Linked DNA regions of Mus musculus: region 2 is linked to region 1. A link is a loop called in an ENCODE intact Hi-C map of the cell type or tissue named here. Cell type or tissue: left cerebral cortex. All regions are shown on one strand.

What was found. A loop is a pair of places that touch in the nucleus more often than their neighbours do. Peaks named below come from ENCODE experiments on the same cell type or tissue, not always from the same donor. Only the 100,000 strongest peaks of a DNase experiment are listed, where the experiment ranks them.
Region 2: it touches region 1 in a loop (7-fold over the local background); 2 of 42 quality-filtered maps call a loop at or near these places.

The regions. Positions count from the first base shown.
Region 1 is chr9:38,801,514-38,809,513 of GRCm38, reverse strand. No RefSeq gene overlaps it. Among named protein-coding and RNA genes, the nearest start is that of Olfr922, 9.9 kb to the left of the region's middle. In left cerebral cortex, a CTCF peak has its summit at 3,619 (motif pointing left); a DNase peak (open chromatin) is centred at 3,627.
Region 2 is chr9:39,608,403-39,616,402 of GRCm38, reverse strand. It overlaps Olfr148 (olfactory receptor 148), which reads right to left and starts at 2,834. Exons shown (of 1, transcript NM_146505.1): 1 at 1,902-2,834. The coding sequence starts at 2,834. The coding sequence ends at 1,902. In left cerebral cortex, a CTCF peak has its summit at 4,228 (motif pointing right); a DNase peak (open chromatin) is centred at 4,238.

The DNA.
Region 1 (8,000 bases):
TGGGCCTCTCTTTCCAGTGATGGCCGACTAGGCCATCTTTTGATATATATGCAGCTAGAGTCAAGAGCTCCGGGGTACTGGTTAGTTCACAATGTTGTTCCACCTATAGGGTTGCAGATCCCTTTAGCTCCTTGGCTACTTTCTCTAGCTCCTCCATTGGGAGCCCTATGATCCATCCATTAGCTGACTGTGAGCATCCACTTATGTGTTTGCTAGGCCCCGGCATAGTCTCACAAGAGACAGCTACATCTGGGTCCTTTCAATAAAATCTTGCTAGTGTATGCAATGGTGTCAGAGTTTGGATGCTGATTATGGGGTGGATCCCTGGATATAGCAGTCTCTACATGGTCCATCCTTTCATCTCAGCTCCAAACTTTGGCTCTGTAACTCCTTCCATGGGTGTTTTGTTCCCAAATCTAAGGAGGGGCATAGTGTCCACACTTCAGTCTTCATTCTCCTTGAGTTTCATGTGTTTAGCAAATTATATCTTATATCTTGGGTATCCTAGGTTTGGGGCTAATATCCACTTATCAGTGAATACATATTGTGTGAGTTTCTTTGTGAATGTGTTACCTCACTCAGGTGACAGCAGATGCTGGCGAGGATGTGGAGAAAGAGGAACACTCCTCCATTGTTGGTGGGAGTGCAGGCTTGTACAACCACTCTGGAAATCAGTCTGGCGGTTCCTCAGAAAACTGGACATAGTACTACCGGAGGATCCAGCAATACCTCTCCTGGGCATATATCCAGAAGATGCCCCAACAGGTAAGAAGGACACATGCTCCACTATGTTCATAGCAGCCTTATTTATAATAGCCAGAAGCTGGAAAGAACCTAGATGCCCCTCAACAGAGGAATGGATACAGAAAATGTAGTACATCTACACAATGGAGTACTACTCAGCTATTAAAAAGAATGAATTTATGAAATTCCTAGCCAAATGGATGGACCTGGAGGGCATCCTCCTGTATTTCTTTAAGTGAGTTATTAAAGTCCTTCTTGATGTCCTCTACCATCATCATGAGCTATGCTCTTAAGTCAGGGACTATCTTTTCAGGTGTGTTGGTGTGCCCAGGACTAGGTGGGGTGGGAGTGCTGCGTTCTAATGATGGTGAGTTGTCTTGGTTTCTTCTAGTAAGATTCTTATGTTTGCCTTTCGCCATCTGGTAATCTCTGGAGTTAGTTGTTTTAGTTGTCTCTGGTTAGAGCTTGTTCCTCTCTTGATTCTGTTAGCCTCTATCAGCAGACCTGGGAGACTAGATCTCTCCTGAGTTTCAGTGTTCAGAGTACTCTCTGCAGGAAAGCTCTCCTCTTGCAGGGAAGGTGCCCAGATATCTGGTGTTCGACCTTGCCTCCTGGTAGAACTCGTGATACACTCACAGAGGTCTTAAGATCCAGTGGAGGGTTCTGTGGGTACCTTGCGGGTGTCCATAGACTCTGCGCTCAAGCCACCCAGGTGCTGGCGGTGACCGGAATTGTGCTGTCAAACATTCTTAAGTCATCACCAGTACATTGAATTACATAATTTTATATTAAACAAAAATTTTTAATTCCTAGAGTCAAATATGTCCCAAATAGTATTTGAAACTTGTACAAGATTACCTTAAAACCACTTATTTTATAATCAAACATTAATTTATAAAAACATTATCTCTTGTTTACATCACTGTATAGCTAAAAACTAAGGCACACTTGTATTGATCTCTATGTTCATTCCCCAAACAGAAGTCAGGATCCCTTTGTTGTTGTTTGTTTTATGCTTTTGTTTTTATTTTACATAATTGTAATCATTAAATCAGATTGTAACTTAAGCCTTTACATTGCCGTTAACATAACAAAAATCCCAAGTGTTACAAATGCCTACAGGATCCCAAACAGCATTTGTCATATTCCTTTCCTGTTTCCATTCCCCTCTGACTCTCATTCACTTATTCCATTCGCGATAGGATATACACAGCTTCAGCCCAGATGTTTTTATCATTATTAGTCTTATTATTAAAAGCATATTTTCCTGTACATCTGCTTTAAATCACACACTTCTTAAGTAAGGCTCTATGTAAGATTGATCTTTACATTTTGACATGTCTTTCTCTATATATTCTCCATTTGTATAAGCTGAAATAGACTGTCTCTGTTTGGGATTGATTTTTCCATCACTGAGTCCATGAGAGAACACAGAATAGAAGTCTAGGCGATAGGGCAATGTGTCTCAAAGCTATTTGAACATAAAATATTCTACACTAGAATCTTAATTAAAAGCTACCAATAATTAATGTACTTTTATTTTAAAAGGGAAATTATGTAGTCCCAAGCTTCTTAGGTTATGACACACATAAGGGCTGAGTTTATTCCCTTCCAATAAGGTTCCACATTAACCTCTGGTATTTTCATTCAAGAGGCAGTGTATGAAAAGAAAAAAGCTAAGTCTTGATTTTCCCTTACAGTTTCTGCTCAATTCCTTTGTACCCTTGTGTATACCAGAAATTTTAATTTTAGTTTTAAAAAAGAATCTTAGATATAGATACTGTATGATGTTTGTAATAATATTCTCCTAATATCTCTAGATCAAAGCCAAACTCGAAAAAGATACAATTAACAAATGATTTTTGATAGCTAAATTTAATGTTTAAATAAGTTTGAAATATAAGACTACACCTTTTGTTTTCACCATTACAAACTTCTTAGAGTTCATGACTCCTTGACAAAGGCTTTGTGTGTGTGTGTGTGTGTGTGTGTGTGTGTGTGTGTGTGTGTGTTTGTGTGTGTGTGTAAGCTTGACCTCATGTCCTCACACTTGAGTGGCAAGCACTGTACTAATTTTAACTATCCCCTGAGCCCTGCATTGCATTTTTCTAAGTAAGTCTGATATAGTTTTGTCTCAAAGACAAACATTTCACTGTTATATTGAACACTAAGGAGTTAATGATTTGCTGAGATTTGCTGGACAAAATACATTTGGACATTAAAATCTTATTGTGGAGATGCATTAGATCCTGAGCTTGAGGCTTCATTCTTCTTAACAGAAAAATATAATTTCTAGGAAATCATGAAGTTGAAGCAAGCTAAATAGGTTTTACAGGTTAGTGTTAGTGGCTCCTGGGGGACTGTGTGCTTTGTAAACAATGATCCTGCTGCTCATACATGACACAGCTGTTGGTGACAATGAATAAATGGTAGACAGGTTGGTTCTTGTCACTTTTATCCTAAATACTTCAGGTTTGAAAAATAAATAGCAAATTGACCTATTGTTTTCAAACATGGAAATAGGAAAAATGGTTTTAGCAAATAAAAATGTTTTGGGATATAAACAAGATATAGATAATACAAATAAAAGCAGAGTACTCAACAAAATATAGTAGAAATTGTCTCTGACATCACACATTTCAGTATACTAGTCTCTTATTTTAAATGTGTTAATTTATAATTATTCTGTACCTTTCATATTTGTCTAAATTGGAAAGCACATAAGATTGACCAATAGATATCATTGTTAATATGCATTCTTTTCTGACTCTGTATATATATATATATATATATATATACACACACATATATATATGTTGCACATATATTTTTGTGTAGATATGAAGGACTGAGGGTGACATCTAGTGGCCTGCCTTATTTGCTTGAGATAAGATCTCTTACTTCTTGGGACTTTGTGTGTTAGCCAGCTAAGCAAACCTCCTGAGCCTTCCTGTACCAGTAAGGGATTACAGGCATGAACAGTGTGTGTCCAGCTTTTGGCATGGATTCTAGTGATTTAAACTCAGTTCTTCATACTTGCACAAGAAATACAATGACATACTGGACTATTTCTATAGTTCAATAGTGATTCCTCAGTTACATATTTACTATTTTATGTAATATCATATCAGTTGATATTTATTTAATAGGCATCAGCAAGAGACGTTTCAAATAAATTAACTCTCTATTTTCAGAAAAGAATAATGGAGAGATCACTGTAGGTAAATTGGCATGTGTTCTTAGTTTGAATTTCCAACACACATATAAAAATCTAAATGTGGTAGTATCTGTATATAATCTCAGAAGACTGAGACTGAAGAAACTCTGAGGATTGCTAGCCATGAAGCCTACCAGCTGGTGAGTTCCAGGTTCAGAGAGATCCTTTTGGCAAAATAAGCTTAAAAGATGTTGGGATACATGACCAAGCCAGCTCAGTCAGTCAACAGATTCTCCAGCACAGGAGTGAGGATTAAAAGGAAAAAGTCAGTTAGACAACATTGTAGCATGACCCCAGTCAATTCTGAGACTGGAGGCAGGTTTATTGTTTCGAATCTGGTTTTATACCATGTTAATCGCATACAAATATTAAGGGTGAGTAGTACAATAAGGGATCAAGCAAGACAATAAACACAAAGTTCCAAGATCACTCCCATGATCACTGTTTCTAAGGATGATAAAGAGGTAGCCCATTCTTCTACTCTAAAATCAGATTCTTACTTCCTTGTCCTTGGCCAATGTCAGGGTCACAATAAAGGAAAGAGAAGAGTCAATCATAACTTCCCTTTTTGATCAAGTTTTTGAAGGTGGTTTCCAGTCTCCATGTTCTCTGTCCCACAAGGTCTAAAAGCTTTGAGCAAGGCAGCTTGTCCACTGTGGGATATAGGCAAGCATAGGTGGGTCAGGAACATATATCCAAAATGTCACCATTGTCAGGGAAGTCAGAAAGCTCACAGGTCAGCACCATTCTTTGTCTTAGCATCAGCATATCACACCAATCACTCTGGCAGCTAGCATGCTCCTTCAGCATCCTGAATAAAAAACACAAACAAGCCCTCTTCCAGTATTAAATAACCGATGAAGACCATGCCATGTGCCAGGATATGGATCCTTCCATTTCACCTAGGCATAAGTATGCCTGGTTGTAGGGTGCCATAGACACTCAGAGAGTTCCTTGGCATCCAAACTTTAAAAATTTTAGAATAAAAAGAACGTGATTTAAATAAATTTGTAGTATACAGGGATATAACTCCCCCTTTTTTTATTTTATGAAGATAGTTTCACAATACCTGTTTCTCAATCCTTTGTCCTTGAGGATTATAAGGAATCCCAGTAATATGGGTAATGTTAAATTGTTGACAGAAAGTCTTAAATCCTCGACTGCAATAGCCAATTCCATTATCTGTTTTAATCTGATTTGGAACATCCAGCATAGGAAAACAATGACTAATTACATTTTTAGTTGCTTTTCCTGTTAAAACAATTGCAATTAGAAAGCCTGAAAATGTGTCAAAAATCATATGTACATATTTTAATTTTCCAAAATCAGAAATATGGGTAACACCCATTTGCCATAATTGATTAGGTATAAGCTCTCCAGGATTAACACCATTATGTTTGAAATTGAGGACATTCAAGACAAGTCTTTAAAATTTAACTTGCACATTCTCTTGAAATAACAAATTGTTGTCTCAAGCTATTACTAACTTGATCATGTAAAGAATGAGATTGTTTGGCTAATTGTTCCTCTGTAAGGCCTATAACGTTTCTGGTATACAAATCTGCTGTGACATTGCCATAAGGGGTTTTATCCAGGCAATCCAGGATAAGCTCTTAAATTTCCAAAGACAGTCCTTTAAAGGAACAATACTTTCTCTTAACTTGATTTGTATTTGCATAAATAGCTGCAAAAATTGAAAATTAGCCCTTCTGGCCCACTCCAGCACTGGGGTGCCTTGCCTGCGGAGTCTCCAGACACCTGTAAGGAACCACACAGGATTCCCCACGGGATCCTAAGACCTCTGGTGAGTGGAACACAGCGCCAGCTCCAATCCAATCACGCAGGACCTGAGACTGCATTAATTAAGGAAGCAGATAACCAAACTGATCAGGGACACAAGTCCCTTCCGATTCACTCCAGCAGAGGAGTTCCTTGTGTGCAGAGTTTCTGGACACCCCCAAGGTCCTCACAGGACACTCCATGGGATCTTAAGACCTCTGGTGAGTGGAACACAACATCTGCCAGGAGGCAGGTTCGAACACCAGATATCTGGGCACCTGCCCTGCAAGAGGAGAGCTTGCCTGCAGAGAATACTCTGACCACTGAAACTAAGGATAGAGCTACTCTCCCAGGTCTGCTGAAGGATGCTAACATAATCACCTGAGGAACAAGCTCTAACCAGAGACAATTATAACAACTAGCTCCAGAGAATACCAGATGGTGAAAGGCAAACGTAAGAATCCTACTAACAGAAATCAAGACCACTCACCATCATCAGAACCCAGCACTCTCACCTCACCTAGTCCTGGGCACCGCAACACAACCAAAAAGCTAGACCCGGATTTAAAAGCATATCTCATGATGATGGTAGAGGACATCAGGAAGGACTTTAATAACTCACTTAAAGAAATACAGGAGCACACTGCTAAAGAGTTACAACTCCTTAAAGAAAAAACAGGAAAACACAACCAAAGACGTAGAAGCCCTTAAAGAAAAACAAGAAAAGATATCCAAACAGGTGATGGATATGAACAAAACCATACTAGAGCCAAAAAGGGAAGTAGACACAATAAAGAAAACCCAAAGTGAGGCAACGCTGGAGATAGAAACCTTAGGAAAGAAATCTGGAACCATAGATGCAAGCATCAGCAACAGAATAGAAGAGATGGAAGAGAGAATCTCAGGTGCAGAAGATTCCATAGAGAACATCGGCACAACAATCAAAGAAAATACAAAATGCAAAAGGATCCCAACTCAAAACATCCAGGAAATACAGGACACAATGAGAAGACCAAACCTACGGATAATAGGAGTTGATGAGAATGAAGATTTTCAACTTAAAGCGACAGCAAATATCTTCAACAAAATTATAGAAGAAAACTTCCCAAACCTAAAGAAAGACATGCCCATGATCATACAAGAAGCCTATAGAACTCCAAATAGACTGGACCAGAAAAGAAATTCCTCCCAACACATAATAATCAGAACAACAAATGCACTAAATAAAGAGAGAATATTAAAGCAGTAAGGGAGAAAGGTCAAGTAATATATAAAGGCAGGCCTATCAGAATTACACCAGACTTTTCACCAGAGACTATGAAAGCCAGAAGATCCTGGACAGATGTTATACAGACACTAAGAGAACACAAATGCCAGCCCAGGCTACTATACCCGGCCAAACTCTCAATTACCATAGATGGAGAAACCAAAGTATTCCACGACAAAACCAAATTCACACATTATCTTTCCACTAATCCAGCCCTTCAAAGGATAATAACAGAAAAGAAGCAATACAAGGATGTAAATCACGCCCTAGAAAAAGCAAGAAAGTAATCCCTCAACAAACCAAAAAGAAGACAGCCACAAGAACTGAATGCCAACTCTGACAACAAAAATAAAAGGAAGCAATAATAAATTTTCCTTAATATCATTAATATCAATGGACTCAATTCCCCAATAAAAAGATATAGACTAACAGACTGGCTACACAAACAGGACCCAACATTTTGCTGCTTACAGGAAACCCATCTCAGGGAAAAAGACAGACACTACCTCAGAGTGAAAGGCTGGAAAACAATTTTCCAAGCAAATGGAAGAAACAAACTGGAGTGGCCATTCTAATATCGGATAAAATCAACTTCTAACCCAAAGTTATCAAAAAAGACAAGGAGGGACACTTCATACTCATCAAAGGTAAAATCCTCCAAGAGGAACTCTCAATTCTGAATATCTATGCGCCAAATGAAAGGGCAGCCACATTCATTAAAGACACTTTAGTAAAGCTCAAAGCACACATTGCACCTCACGTAATAATAGTGGGAGACTTCAACACACCACTTTCATCAATGGACAGATCGTGGAAACAGAAACTAAACAGGGACACAGTGAAACTAACAGAAATTATGAAACAAATGGATCTAACAGATATCTACAGAACATTTTATCCTAAAACAAAAGGATATACCTTCTTCTCAGCACCTCATGGGACCTTCTCCAAAATTGTCCATATAATTGGTCACAAAACAGGCCTCAACAGATA
Region 2 (8,000 bases), 810 kb before region 1:
TAGATTGGAGATCTTCATGGGGAGCCCAAAGACTATTCTTCTTCAAATAACTTAATTCTACAGGCCAAGTTTGTCAGAGCAGAGATAACATTATCTTGGAAGAATTGGGTTCAAGAATGCTAAAACCAGGAAGAAATCCTAAAGAGCCATGCTCTGAAAATAGTCAGACAGACAGACAAACAAATAGACAAGCAAAAAACTACATTTTGTATCAGCATCAAGTTGCTAGCACAATACAAAGAAGGGAGGCACTGGACTTGGCCCAGTTGAGGTTTAACTATCAATAGACTGTTGCAGGAGTTCAGATTCTAACTACTTTTGCTAAAGGAAAAAAACAAACAAACACATATATGAAAATTGAGTCTTCAGTGAGGCCAGAGTGTATCCAGGACCTGTCCACAGTATGTATTATAAGACAGTTCCCAAAGAAGTTTGTAATATCAAAAGCTCTCTGGAAAAATTATGGGGTATTTTAAGCTCGTCATGAAGGTCAGCTCCTGGAGGGGTGAGCAATTGGGAACAGAAGTTTCTTAGTGAACTAAGATATGTGTTTCAGGTCCATAATGCCCATTCATGTGAGATTTTGTGTCTGTTATTTGAGATTTATAATACTGAGAACTCTTTCATAGAGAAGATAAATTTTACTTCAGAGGACACATGTGTACATGTATGGCGATGATAATTATGAGAAGGCATCACAGTGACCAGACAATACCAAGTCTTATAAACCCCCCATGTTATTCTTCCATAAGCAGGGAACTGACATGCCTGTGGGCAGAAATCCAGAGTAACCCCCTCCTAAGTAAAGCGGAAGTATGGCATGAGATTGATCTGACACAGCGGAGGGATGAATAGCATCACAACGGTCTCCAATCTTCATCCAGGACATATGTCTGTGCTGAGGACTGTAGATGTCAGAAACCTCTCTGTTGTTTCTTCCTATGCCCTTGGATTCCTTAAACATAATTCAGGCCTACTTACCTCTGTAGCTGGCTATGAATTTACTTAGGGGAGTGCAAGGTTTGTAGAGGCAGAAGAACATAGAAAGTTTTATAGGCGTACCACATGTGTTCAGGTATTTCATCTTCTGCTTATTTATTTATTTATTTATTTATTCAAAACTTGGAATTAAAGGTTTATACTAAGAGGCAAATCTTATTTGCAGAGAGGGGTTTTTTGAGGTTTTGTTGTCTTTTAATATCTCTATGTGCTTTGATGATTGTTTTCTTTAAAGGGTTCATATTCAGGAGTAGAAAATACAACTACTCCTATTTCTTCAAAACAACAAAGCAATCTAAACAACAAATTTAATTTAAATTGACAGGAAATTTAACGTAATTTGGGGCAGATTGTGTGACCATATAACATCTTACTGTTGCAAAAAAATGTTAGGTCATTTTTAAATAATAAAATAAAATAAGATTTAATACAAAACACCAAGTAACACTTTGGAACAAAACATACAAACACAAGGAAAAGAACACAACAGAAGATACAAAAAACAGAGGCCCACTGGTTCTTACATTCAGCAGACCCATAAAAACACCAAACTGGAAGCCATAATGAACAAGCAGAGCACCTGGTGCAGACCCATGCAGGCCGTTTGCTTGCTGCCTAAGCCTCTGTGAGTTCATATGATTTTTGCTCATGTTGATTTAGTGGCCATTGTTTCTGTGGTGTTGCTCATGCCTTCCGGCTCTAACACTCTGTCTCTTCTTCCTCTGGGTTTTCTGAGTCCAAAGGGGAGGAATTAGATAGAGATATCCTGTTTAGGTTTGAGTGTTCCAAGGCTCTTATTCTCTGGTAAATATCTGGCTGAGGGTCTCTGTATTTGTTCCCATCTGCTGAAGGAAGAAGAAGCTAAGAGATAAAGTTTTGTATACCATCATTAAGTGTACAATTCATTTCTGACCATGAAATGTTATATTCTGGAAAACTCTCCTTAAGGATCTCTTCACTTCCTTGTTCCTCAATGAATATATTAAAGAGTTGAGCATGGGTGAGACAATATTATTTAATATCTGCACCACAGCCCCAAGCAGAGGGTTTGGTGTGCGCTGCAGGTAGATGATGATTACAGGTCCATAGGCACAGAGAATGGCAGTGAGGTGGGCACTGCAGGTGGAGAATGCTTTCTGCCTGCCCTCTGCTGAACGGATCCTCAGAATGGCAACCCCAATGTGTACATAAGAGACACAAACACTGAAGAGAAGCATCAGAGCCAGAAAGCCAACATTGATGGAACCCACCTTCCGGGCCAACTTACTGTCAGTACAAGCCAGGGGTAAAACTGCAGGAAGATCACAGAAGAAATAGTCCACTTGGTTGGATGCACAGTAGACTAATTGAAAGGTTAAAGAGGTCAAGATGGTGGCATGAAGACAGCCCACTAACCAAGCTATTATTACCAAGCTCACACACACTCCAGGCTTCATGATAAGCATGTATCTCAGTGGGTGACATATCGCAACATAACGATCATAGGCCATCACAGAATAGAGGCATCCTTCAGTAGAACCCAGAAGGTGATAAAAGAAGAGCTGGGCGGCACATCCTTTGTAAGAGATGGCTGGACTCCTTACAGAAAGATAAAATAGCATCTTGGGACAGGTTACTGATGGGAACAACATGTCAAAAACGGATAGAAGTCCCAAGAAGAAATACATAGGTGTGTGAAGGGTAGATGAAGAAATGATTGCTGTAAAGATGAGTGAATTTCCGAGCAAGGTGAAGAAGTATATGAATAAGAACACCACAAAGAGTAAAGTCTCCAGTCCTTGTGTCTGGGGTATTCCGAGAAGAATGAATTCATTGAGTAGTGTGTAATTATCCATTATCTTCAGAGGTGGTCTTGGTGGAAACAACTGTCAACTATACATGAAAACAATGAAGCAGAATAAATATAATAAATTCAACATTAATATGCTAATCATCATTTGTGATAAAATCTAAAGTCAGTCTCTTGGCCTGTTCATGGTTATGAAACAATACCCATCATTACACAATACTAGATACATCATGCAGGAAAAAATGCTTGATTAATTGATATTCAGGAGTGCGTGTAGATAGAACACACCTGGTTAGGGTGCACTTTTTGGTAAGGACTCCCTACTGAGTCTGGAGGCAGTAAGTTTGGCCTCAGTGAATCAAAGGTTAACTAAAGAAAGAGCATCAAATAGTCTTTTCTAAGAGATTAACTGGAGAGTGAACTCATGAGCCCATTAGTTCACTATACAGGAAAATGTCTTGCACTGTATCGCTATAGTTCTATCTCTGCATACTTCAAAAGGGAAACTAAACACACACACACACACACACACACACACACACACACACACACCACATAAATAGACACACACACACACTAAATTTAACAATTTATTTTAGAAGAGAATCAAATTTAAATTTAGTTTCATTAGACTTGTCTAATCATCGCAGATGATGTTAAAATTGAATTTTAAGTATTTTCCTAGAAATACTTGCGATTAGTGAGTATTAGTATGATAATCCTTCCTGATTTTCTGTGATGTTTAACAAAATGACCTGAAAACTCAAGTTTCTGATTATTTGATTATTATTTTCTGATTATCCAATCATTTGCAGAGTTATTCAAAGAGTTCATCAAACAGACTACATGGTTATCAGATGTGAACTTGGGGGTCACAGCTTTCTTAGAACAATACAACAATACAACAATTGATGAGTTTCCTCTCATCCTGCTGCTGACAACACACTCCTGCTCTGTGCTGTTTTCTGTCTATGGAAGGATAGAAGCAAGCTCCTGAGACTCAGACATCTTTTCGAGAGTTTTGTGGCTAGTTGTCTATCTCAAAGGTGTGGTTATTAGATATTTTTGTAACAGAAACTATAAAATGTGTAGTATAAAAATACTTGAATTAATACAAAATTATATATGATCATTTTTATAGCCTTAGATACCATATTCCAGAATTACATATAATGGTGTGTATAGGTACTGGGCTTATACCATGTTTCCTTTTCACGGAGTGCCTAATGTGGCATAATTCATTAGTTCAACTGTCTTATTTCCCTAGTGCCATTTGATAATGTTCATAGACAGCGTATCCTATCAAGTTCTTTCAGTTTTAGTTCTCTGTGTTTTTAGCTGGAAGGAAGTCAGATTTCTTTTTTTGTTTTTTACTATCCTCTATTTCCAAAGAGGTTAGTTTGAATTTATTCCTAACTGTAGAAGAGGTCTTGGCCACTGGGTGGCTCTCATGCTATGCATCATTCTGCATAGCCTCCTGGGATGTTTCAGAGCCTGCAATTAATGCACAACAAATAGCTGTCATTTAAGTACTTAGTATTTGAACACATTCTTAGCAAACACATTTAAACAGGTAGTCTAGAAAACTGTGGGTTGTGATATGTGAGCTTCAAACTGTGAGAAAATAATGAATAAATAAAGGTAATATTTTGCAGTCAGAAATCAAGGCAAAATAGATGAGGAAGTAAACTTGAAACTGTGTGTTTTTCCTATCAACCACCCACTAAATGATTATTGTTGATTAAATTAGAATATATCCCCACCCTAGAAGCACTGTGAAGTTTAAATATGACAATGTTCATGAAACAACTTTGAGAATTATAGACTTCTATTGCTATCTTCTGGGAGAGGGGGCCATAAGAGAATGAAGATACGAGGAAATATTTTTAAGATTTTTTGTCTAGGTTGGTATAGGATGAGGACCACCTTGGGCTTGGTTTTGGTTAAATGATAACCATTGTTTCACAAAGTCACTGTAAAAAGTACATAAGATAACAGTTTTGGAAAGCATTGATACATAGTGTGATTTTATCCAATCATTTATTGTGATTATACTTATTATAGGTAGCTTTGTGTTAGAGATTTTAAGAAGATGCCTGCATAGAGGTAGTAGTTCCTAACTTAAGTCCAGATGGGATCATTCAAAGAAGCAGGGTTTGGCCAAGACCAAACAAAACTGGAATGCAACTTTTAGAAAGTCACCCCATAGGAACACATGAGACAAATTGAGCCATACTACAAGAACTGTTTCCAGTCTCCAGGGAGTCAGGTTGCTTACTTTTATATATCTTTGTCTCATAATTGTTTTTCTCTCTGTAAAGAATACACTAAAACTAACTTTTTATGCATAATCACATTATAATTCTCAGAATAGGACAGATGTTCAATTAATTGGGAACAAAAAATAGCTCCATTCCAACATGTCTGTGAGACAGAGAATGGGGAAAGGAACCTGGGCATCCTTCTAAAGGAGAAGGAAGCCCCCATAGTCATTTTCCACACTAAATCTATATCTCTGCATTCCTGGAGAGAGGACAATACAAAACTGAGAGACGCAGGAAGAGATGATATGAACACTTACAGGAAGAGTGGATTATAAATGACTCAAAGATGAAAGACAGAGTTCCCTCCTTCTGCTATCAGTTTCGTCTTTGTAGGTGTGCACTCCCCACCATAGTCTTCTCCTTTCCCCTAGAATTGGGTATCTAGTTTGCAGCTTCAGATCCTACTTGCTCTTCCTTTTCAGTCAGAATCACACACAGAGGTTGTTGTATATCTGCTGGGACCTGGGGTGATTTCCTTTGTCATGAGAAGCTAAATCATCCTACATCTGTGGAACTTCAAACGGCTTCTTGATCCCTGTAGAGCCCCATCCTCAATCTATCCAGAGGCTCAGGGAGACTAAGCCCTCTGAGTGTAGGAAACAATTAAAAGCAGAGAAGAGTTTCACAGTATTCAAGTGGGACCCAGCGTGTGAATCCCTTCAGACCTTGTTTTGAGGGTTGGTTTTTATCACAATGTTTGTTTTATTTATTTATTTATTTACTTTTCTAACTAGGGCAAGAATTTCATTGACTCCTAGTGTTTCCAGGGACCTTAGGGATTTCATTTGCTCAATTGTTCTTGCTTTCAGGTTCTGCCTGATTCTTTATTTCTTATCACTTCTTGTGTCCAACTGATCAGAAGTCATTCACAAAGTAATACAAGTTTAATAGAGGCAGGAAATGCTTTTATTCGAACAAGCGTATACTTATTTCAAGCAGAAAACTCTTCTAATATGAAAACAAGGGGGAAAATGAATTATTTTCAAATATTAAGTAATGGTATACTTAAGAATGACAGACTTTTGGATTGATATATCAAATCTGAAATAGTCTTAAATTCTAGTCTTTCACACTATAGTCATTTACAGAAAACAGATAATTTTATCAACCACCACCCAGGCCAAACAGACTTGTATGAGAAGATAAAGAAAATTATTACGAAGCCCCAAAACTTCCTATTACCTAGTGGTGTGATAGAAATGAAAAAGTCATAGAACATTTTGTTTTCTATTTGTTCTGGTGACAAAGAAACCTACTATATTGCCAGTCATGTATGCATTTAGTACATATAATCTTGAAAAATATATCTTTAATAGTGATATAACCACTTTATTGTTAGATTATATATTATTATGCATTTACCATTAATCTAGACTGTACTTCTTTTATGTACATAGAAGGGAAACATACAAGGAAAGAGCATGCCATCAGAGCTTATGTGCCCTGCACTTGGGGGTACCTTCCACTGCCTCAGGAGCAAGTAACGGACTTGTGGCATGAGCTGAGTGAAGTTCCAGAGGAACTTGCAAAGGGCCCATTTTACCAGACTGTACCTGAAATTAAAGCCCATGATGGTATTTTGTATTACTTAGCCCCTTCATTACCAAATATTGTCTTTGTCACTTAGTTATTTTCATGTTCTTTTATTTTGTATGTCAAGGGCTGCATGTGGAGGCCAGAGGACAACTTTCAGGAGTCAGTTCTCACCTTCCACCATTTGGATTGAGATTAAATTTAGATGGGCAGGCTTGGCAAGAAGCACCTTTGCCTACTGGGTTATCTTTCTGCCCTGTTGAGATTTTGGATGATCTATGCAGATCTTCTCTGCTGGAAGAATAGGCTAGAATACAGTCTGATGCTGTAGACAACCTTATTTCAGTTTTCGTGTACTTTTATACATGAATGTAAAAAATTCAAGAAAATTTGTTAGAATTCAGAAAAAGCATGATGAGAAAAACATTGTAAATAAACACCAATCAACACATACTAAATATTAACAGAGTAGCCTTTTGCCAGAATTTTCTCAAAACAGACCAATTTAACAACAATTCCCAGGCACATACTATAGATTATACCTGAGAAAGCACAAAAGCAAGGCAAAAGGTCATATCCAGATTCAGGGTATGTTGACCACATTGTGTTATAAAGCTATGCTCTGATATTCAACAAGAATAAACATGTCTTATAAGTTGAATGCAAATGTTTGTCAGAGCAGTAGTGAAATCAGGTCTAAGAACAATACAGGGAACAAAATATACCTGAGATAAAGGTCCTCTGCTCTTTCCCTCGAAACTCTCTCACAGTTCCCCGTGGTATTGTTCACCGTGGGCTGTTCTTTTGACTGTGTTCCAACGCTGACTCCTCATTCATTTTATCCCTTTACAGAATAAAAGCTATGAGCTAGACCCTTCAACATCATTCATGTGGAAATATCTCATAAACCATAGACCACACCTGCTAGATAAACAAGTAGGCTGCCCACATACTTTATTCTCTTTTCTTGTTTCCCCAGAACCAATAAATCAGTCACATCCCTAACAATGAAACAGAAAACTAGAAGTAACCTCCCTTCCTCCTGTTCACATCTCCTGTTTATCCCATAGATCATCCTTTTCTAATCTCCCTCCCCCAACTACATGGCTATATCCCAGGACTAAATCCAGCAGGCACCATCTCCCCTCAGCTAAATCACAGGCTACACTTGCTAGAAAACCATGTAGGCTGTCCACTTTTTCCTCTTTCTCTGTTCTCCTAGATCCAATCCCCCAGTCTTATTCTTAGTGATGCAACAGATATCAGATGTAGCCTCACTGTTTACATCTCCTGTGCATCCCACAGACCACCAAGCAATCACATAAAATAAAAATCTGACCAAAAACAAAGAATCA